2 separate regions of the Homo sapiens genome follow, and region 1 is linked to region 2. Evidence: chromatin loops called from intact Hi-C (ENCODE). Cell type or tissue: psoas muscle. All regions are shown on one strand. Links, peaks and the distances in the headings refer to the core of each region. The heading gives the core; the rest is flanking DNA.

Evidence for each region. A loop is a pair of places that touch in the nucleus more often than their neighbours do. Peaks named below come from ENCODE experiments on the same cell type or tissue, not always from the same donor. Only the 100,000 strongest peaks of a DNase experiment are listed, where the experiment ranks them.
Region 1: it touches region 2 in a loop (3-fold over the local background); 10 of 110 quality-filtered maps call a loop at or near these places.

What each region holds. Positions count from the first base shown.
Region 1 is chr2:96,021,394-96,024,233 of GRCh38, forward strand. GPAT2 (glycerol-3-phosphate acyltransferase 2, mitochondrial) reads right to left here. Exons shown (of 22, transcript NM_001321527.2): 16 at 2,796-2,840; 17 at 2,530-2,607; 18 at 1,916-2,047; 19 at 1,713-1,833; 20 at 1,565-1,630; 21 at 1,275-1,330; 22 at 553-882. The coding sequence ends at 766. It also overlaps the pseudogene FAHD2CP. Among named protein-coding and RNA genes, the nearest start is that of GPAT2, 12 kb to the right of the region's middle. In psoas muscle, for the core only: a CTCF peak has its summit at 1,504 (motif pointing right); a DNase peak (open chromatin) is centred at 1,528.
Region 2 is chr2:96,259,511-96,262,411 of GRCh38, forward strand. All of the region lies in intron 2 of TMEM127 (transmembrane protein 127), which reads right to left. Among named protein-coding and RNA genes, the nearest start is that of TMEM127, 5.0 kb to the right of the region's middle. RefSeq lists enhancers at 1-1,842, 91-1,024, 1,025-1,956, 1,430-1,679. In psoas muscle, for the core only: a CTCF peak has its summit at 1,394 (motif pointing left); DNase peaks (open chromatin) are centred at 331, 1,041 and 1,411; H3K4me3 peaks cover 2,217 bases; H3K27ac peaks cover 2,500 bases.

The sequences.
Region 1 (2,840 bases), core at 341-2,840, 240 kb before region 2:
TCATCCTGACTGGGACCCCCCCACCTCCACCCAGGTGTCGGTGTATTCAGGAAACCTCCTGTCTTTCTCAAGGTAGGTTAGTGAAAAGCAAAGAGAGCAAGGGCCCCAAAGGGCTGGCAGGCTTGGCTCAGACTTGAGAAGTACAGGCTTGTGTACGTGTGTCTGACGGAAGGGCTGACACTCTCATGGCCTGCTCTGTTGCAGAAGGGGGATGAAGTCCAGTGTGAGATTGAAGAACTAGGTGTCATCATCAACAAGGTGGTGTGATGGCTCCTGCACAGGCCCTGCACATAGGATGAGGGCATCTGCTCCCACTCAGCCTAGCCCAGGGAAAGGCCCAGTGACAGGTGTGGACAGGTGCCAGCCCTGCAAGCCGCCTCTTCTCGGTAGAAGGGAGAAGGACAGAGCTCTCTTCAATAAATTCGTCGGGTCAAAGCAGCAGCTTGGCTTCTGCTGTTTGTCTTCGTTTGGGCTTTGTTTCATGGGACAAGTTAGGGCATTTTGTGGGACTGGGGAAGAAGAGAGCAAATACACACACATACACCAAAAAGATGCTGCTGGGCTGGGGAAAAGACAACTCGTCTCGTCCCCTTGTTTATCACATCAAAGAAGGGAAAAAGCAAGAGATGGCAAGGGACAATCAAGCCTCAATGATTATATTTATAGAGCAGCTAAGGGTTTGCAGCCTCCTCTCCATCTTCTGGCTCTAGGACACAGCTGTGTTCTGGGGCTGAGAAGTCTCAGCACAGGCTCCTCCTCACAGTTCTAGCTACAAATGAACTGCCGGATGAACTGTTCTAGTTTTTCCTGATTGTCCAGGCTGGCAAAAGTAGGGGACAGGTGGAGCCTGGGGCCTGCAGGGCTCGGCGTCTGCTGCAGAACCTGGGCCATGGAAGATAAGCCGTGAGTGCGCTCACCACAGGGACTGTGTACACATGGCCCAGGGGCCAGGCCTGTCCCCCAGAAACCTGCCTTGAGACCTCTGGCCCCTTAGACCTCAATGTTTGCGTGCAAATGCTGCCGCAAAGCAGTCCCAATACCCCACCTAGAAAGATGAGCCAGTGATTTGGGAGACCAAGAGGCAGGAAACCATCCCACCTTCTCCAACCCATCACCAAATCTGTTGCTGGAAGACACCAAGTAAATCCCAGGGTCTTAATGAGGCACCATCAGGCCAGCCCTGTGGAGTGATGGGGACATAGCTGGGTTTCCCTGAGCTACTCTATTGGGGTGGGAGCAGGGGGACAGAAGATGGTGACAGTGGCTCCTCTCACCCCTAGGTCTCTGAAGGTCCAGACAGCACTGATGGCGAGCTTTGGGTCCGCACACTCTGGAAAGAAGAGAGAAGTGAAGGCTCTAGGTAGGGAGAACAGAGAGCCACTGGGCACAGGCTTCTCTCCTCTTGTTTAAAGAAGCCCAGGGAGGGATAGAGCTCTGACTGGACAGAAGACTGTACTCTGCAGCCTGCCTTCCTAGAGTTGGGTTGTCACTGTCCTGCAGGGGGCAGCAGCCACCAGCAAACACCACTGCCTGCAGGAGCCTGGGCTGACTGGTTGGGACTCACCGAAGATCCCTTCTTCCTGGGCGGTGGCCTGCAGGAACTGGAACAGCTGCTCTGTGTAGCCCAACTCTGCAGAAGAGAGAAGACCTAGACCTGGCACCCAGCACAGACACAGCCTGCCTCGAGGACTGCAAGGGAACAAGGGCCTCACCAGTATCGGGCAGCTGGCCCTGGCGGAGGAAGGCGGCAGCCTGTGCAAAGGCCTTGAGCAGCGGGCTGAGCAGGCGGCAGAGGAAAAGAAAGAAATCTGGGCAGTGTGACTGCTGGCTGAGCTGGAGGGGACAGGCCGGGGTGAGTGCAGCTCCCCACCGCCTCCCTACCACCTCCCTCCAGGGGCAGCTTTTTGAAACACACCCTGAAGTACCGGCCGTCAGCCTCTCCGAAGTCATCACTGTCACTATCAGTAAAGTCCCCACTCGGTTTCCACAGCAGCTTTCTGCTCAATCGCTGTCGCCCTGTGTCACAGGCTGGCCGGGAGCCTGGGGTCTAGGGGCCGTGGAGCCATTGTTCTCTGACAAGCTGGCCAGGGATCAACCCTACACCCCCAGACCAGGTACATGCAGGTGAAACCAGTAAAAGCAGACCTAGAGACCCAAGAGGATGGCCAGAGCCATGCCCCAGCACCTGCTGGGCCAACTTGCAGAGTGAGAGGAAGTGAATTCCCACCCTCAAGGGCAGTAGCCCTGTGGCCAAGAAATGTGGGGAGCAGGAGGTGTGCAGAGAACCTCAGAGGCACACATGTCCAGTGCTATCCAGAGAGACACACAGAACCGGGGCATAGGTGGCTATATCCCAAGGCACAGGGAGCAGAGGTGCGAGCTAGGCTTCCCCGCTGCAAGGCCAGGGGCTGCCCACCCCCACAGCACACACGGGGCAGAGGAGGAGCCTGGGGCAGCTGGCACTCAGGGTGGGAGGCTGGAGGAGGCCAGGCTCCAGGCAAGGATCTTGTCTCCAACTGCCCTGCCTACCTCCTCAGCAACCAGGAGCCCGCATTGGATGAGCCGGTCCAGCACCTCCTGACAGTAGCAGTAGGAAGACTGGCAGGGCTGGGAGAAAAAGGCACCCATGTGGCCTCAGGAGAGCCAGGCACATGGGCAGGGGCCTAGCCAAAGACCGGGCAAGGCCACACCTACTACCCAGGAGGTTTCAGAGGTAGAGCATGGGCAGGGATGGGCCATTCCTACCACCAAGAGGGGAAGGCCTAGGACCAAGTGGGCCGTAGGGGAGGCCTGACCTTTAGCAGCAGCAGGTCTTGCGGCAGCAGGTGCATCAGCAGCAG
Region 2 (2,901 bases), core at 150-2,649:
TTGAAGCAATGAAATCTCTCTAAGAAGCAAAAAAGGTTTGGGTCATTAAGTCCTCACATGGGGAATTATTGGGCAAAACCTGCCAGGCATGGTGTCTAAGCTCCTGCAGCATTGCAACCATCAGAGCCTGCTCTAGGAAGTGGTCAGGACACCGGAAAGGCTTGGGACCTGGCGCCGAATCCTAGCTCTAGCAGAGACTGTGTTACTTTGAGCAAGTCCCTTGAGTGCGCTGGACCTCTGTTCTCTCATCTATCAAATGAAAACAATAACATCTGCCCCACCCACCACCAGGGCATGCTGGGTCAGCTGACACCGTGCCCATGAAAGAGCAGCCACCTGTGCTGTTATTAACCAGAGGCTGTTTCAGCTGGGCCAGTGTGTCACCTCAGCATGCCTTTCCTTCTTCTACCAAGACTTCCTTGACCACACGTCAGCCCGTGTGGACCAAGGCCTACTAAAGCCAGACTAAGGGCCTACCCTACAAGTATGACAATATGATAGAGAGAAGAGACTTTTGACCTAAAACTCCAATAGGTTTTGTTTCAATATAACTGCCTTTCCCCACTCCAAAGCTGTGAGTAAACCCTCAGGGTTAGTGAGAAAACCAAATATGAAATTCCCTTTGGGTAACGTTAACAGATACCCCAGGGGCCTGCCCCATGTAACAGGTGGGTTTTCCTCAGAGGGTCTCAGAGCACACCGGAAGAACAGGCAGTTATCCTAGACAGGCTTGGAGCCCAGCTCAGAGACTCTTCTGGAGTCAGTATCTCAATGTCTTTCTCTCCTCCCTTCCTAGACGTCGGTACAGCAGGGAAGGCAACAAGCACCTGCTCCCATGAGGGGATTGCTAAAGAAAACCCCTGAAGGTTATGTATGTAGGATTTTATTCGAGAGAGAAATGGCATGCAACGCAGGACCCTAACTTGAAATTCAAGCCAGTGGTGCAGTCCACGATGCCCTGGCTAGACACAGAACACCTCCTACCTTCCAGCTGTGCTCTGGCCTGTTGATTTTGGTAAACACTGCTTGGCGGTGCCCTCTAGTCATCAGGGAAGTAGGCAGCTGTAATAGGATCCCATGGAACTGACTTTGCTCAAGGTCACTGGTGAGTCACCAGGCTAGATTTGTTTTGAAGGTCCTGCCTCTTCCTGTCTATCTGCCCATTGCTCTAACCACTCCTGACCCAAACAGTCTGCAGGCAGAAAGGCTTAAAAGGACTTCTGTCCCACCCCGCCTCCCTTCTTGCTGGAGTCCCTCTGAATTAGAGACACTTCCCCAATGCCCCAATCCCTCTTTATGCATCTGTGCAACCTGCTCAGCGTCTCCTCACTGTGACCTTTTTAGCTTCCAGACAGGCCTGCGACACAGGCCTCTTAACAGAGCCCTCTAGTGCCCAGCCAGGTTATCCCACAGACACCAACAGGCCCCGCAGGGCCTGGCAGTGTCAGCTGCCCCAGTCACCACCTATCAGGCACACAGGCTCTCCCTGGAAGGCCCTTGATCTTCCAGTGGCTGCTGTCAATTGTGATTCACCTGACTTCTACTCCCCAACTTCCTCATTCTCCAAAGATGCTTCCTGGGGCTGTTGCCAGTGCCCTTTGGTGGCCACACTTGAGAGGCAGAAAGGCTCAGAAGAAATGACTATCTGCGGCCCCTCTTTCTGGGGTCTAGAGGTGTGAGTCTATCTCCACCCAGGGCCAGGTTGAGAGCTGTGTGAGAAGCAGGCACCGCTTGCAGGGGCAGTGGAGAAAACCCAGGATGAGGTCTTTTTTTTTTTTTTTTAAAGGAAGGGTCTCACTCTGTCACCCAGGCTGGAGTGCAGAGGCACGACGATAGTTCACTGCAGCCTTGAACTCCTGGACTCAAGTGATCCTGCTGGCCTCCTGCTTCAGCCTCCCAAAGTGCTGAGATTACAGGAGTGAACCACCACACCCAGCCCAGGATGGGTTCTTTGGAGCCAGCTTTCATTGGCTAAAGCCTCTGAAGCTTTGTGAATGACAATGGGAGAGTGGCTTTGCCCTGGGATCACCAACTAAAGCCTCAACACTGAGGCGATGAAGTTATGACAAAAAGCACAGCTTTGGCTGGGCTTATGATAAAACTCAACTAGAATAGGAAAGTGATAAGCCTCAGGCAGCTTTGATGGGAAATAAACTCGGAGCTCACTAAGGTGTTGCAGTAAGAGTATGGACTTTGGAGTCAATGTCCACTCAGATTAGCTGAGCAAACTACCTAGCTTCCCTGAGCTGGGACCTTTTGAAGTGGGGCTGAAACAGTACCTACCAAATAAAGATGCTGTTTAGGAGGAAAAAAGCAGGCATGGGGTGTGCTTAGCATAATGTCAAAATGTGGCACTCAGGCAGGGGCTGAGAAATGGTAAGGCTGCTCCAGGGCCTGCTGGCTGCCCAACTCCCATCACCGGCAGAGACCTGGCAGGGTCTGTTCTCCCTCTGGAAGTATCTACATGTGGCCAGGAGCGGTGGCTCATGCCTGTAATCTCAGCACTTTAGGAAGCCAAGGTGGGTGGATCACCTGAGGTCAGGAGTTTGAGATCAGCCTGGTCAACAAGGTGAAACCTCATCTCTACGAAAAGTACAAAAATTAGCTGGGCATGGTGGAGCACCTGTAATTCCAACTACTCGTGAGGCTGAGACAGGAGAATTGCTTGAACCCGGGAGGCGGAGGTTGCAGTGAGCTGAGATGGCGCCGCTGCACTCCAGCCTGGGTGACAGAGCAAGAGTCTGTCTCATTTAAAAAAAAAAAAAAAAAAACTCTATATGCACCACATCTGTGCTTGACAGCTCTGCTCCCTCTTGAGATGTGGAATACTCCAGGCTCTCAGGTCAGGATATCTGTTAGGCCCTGAGGATCAGCACAGTCACACAGGATACTACATGTCTG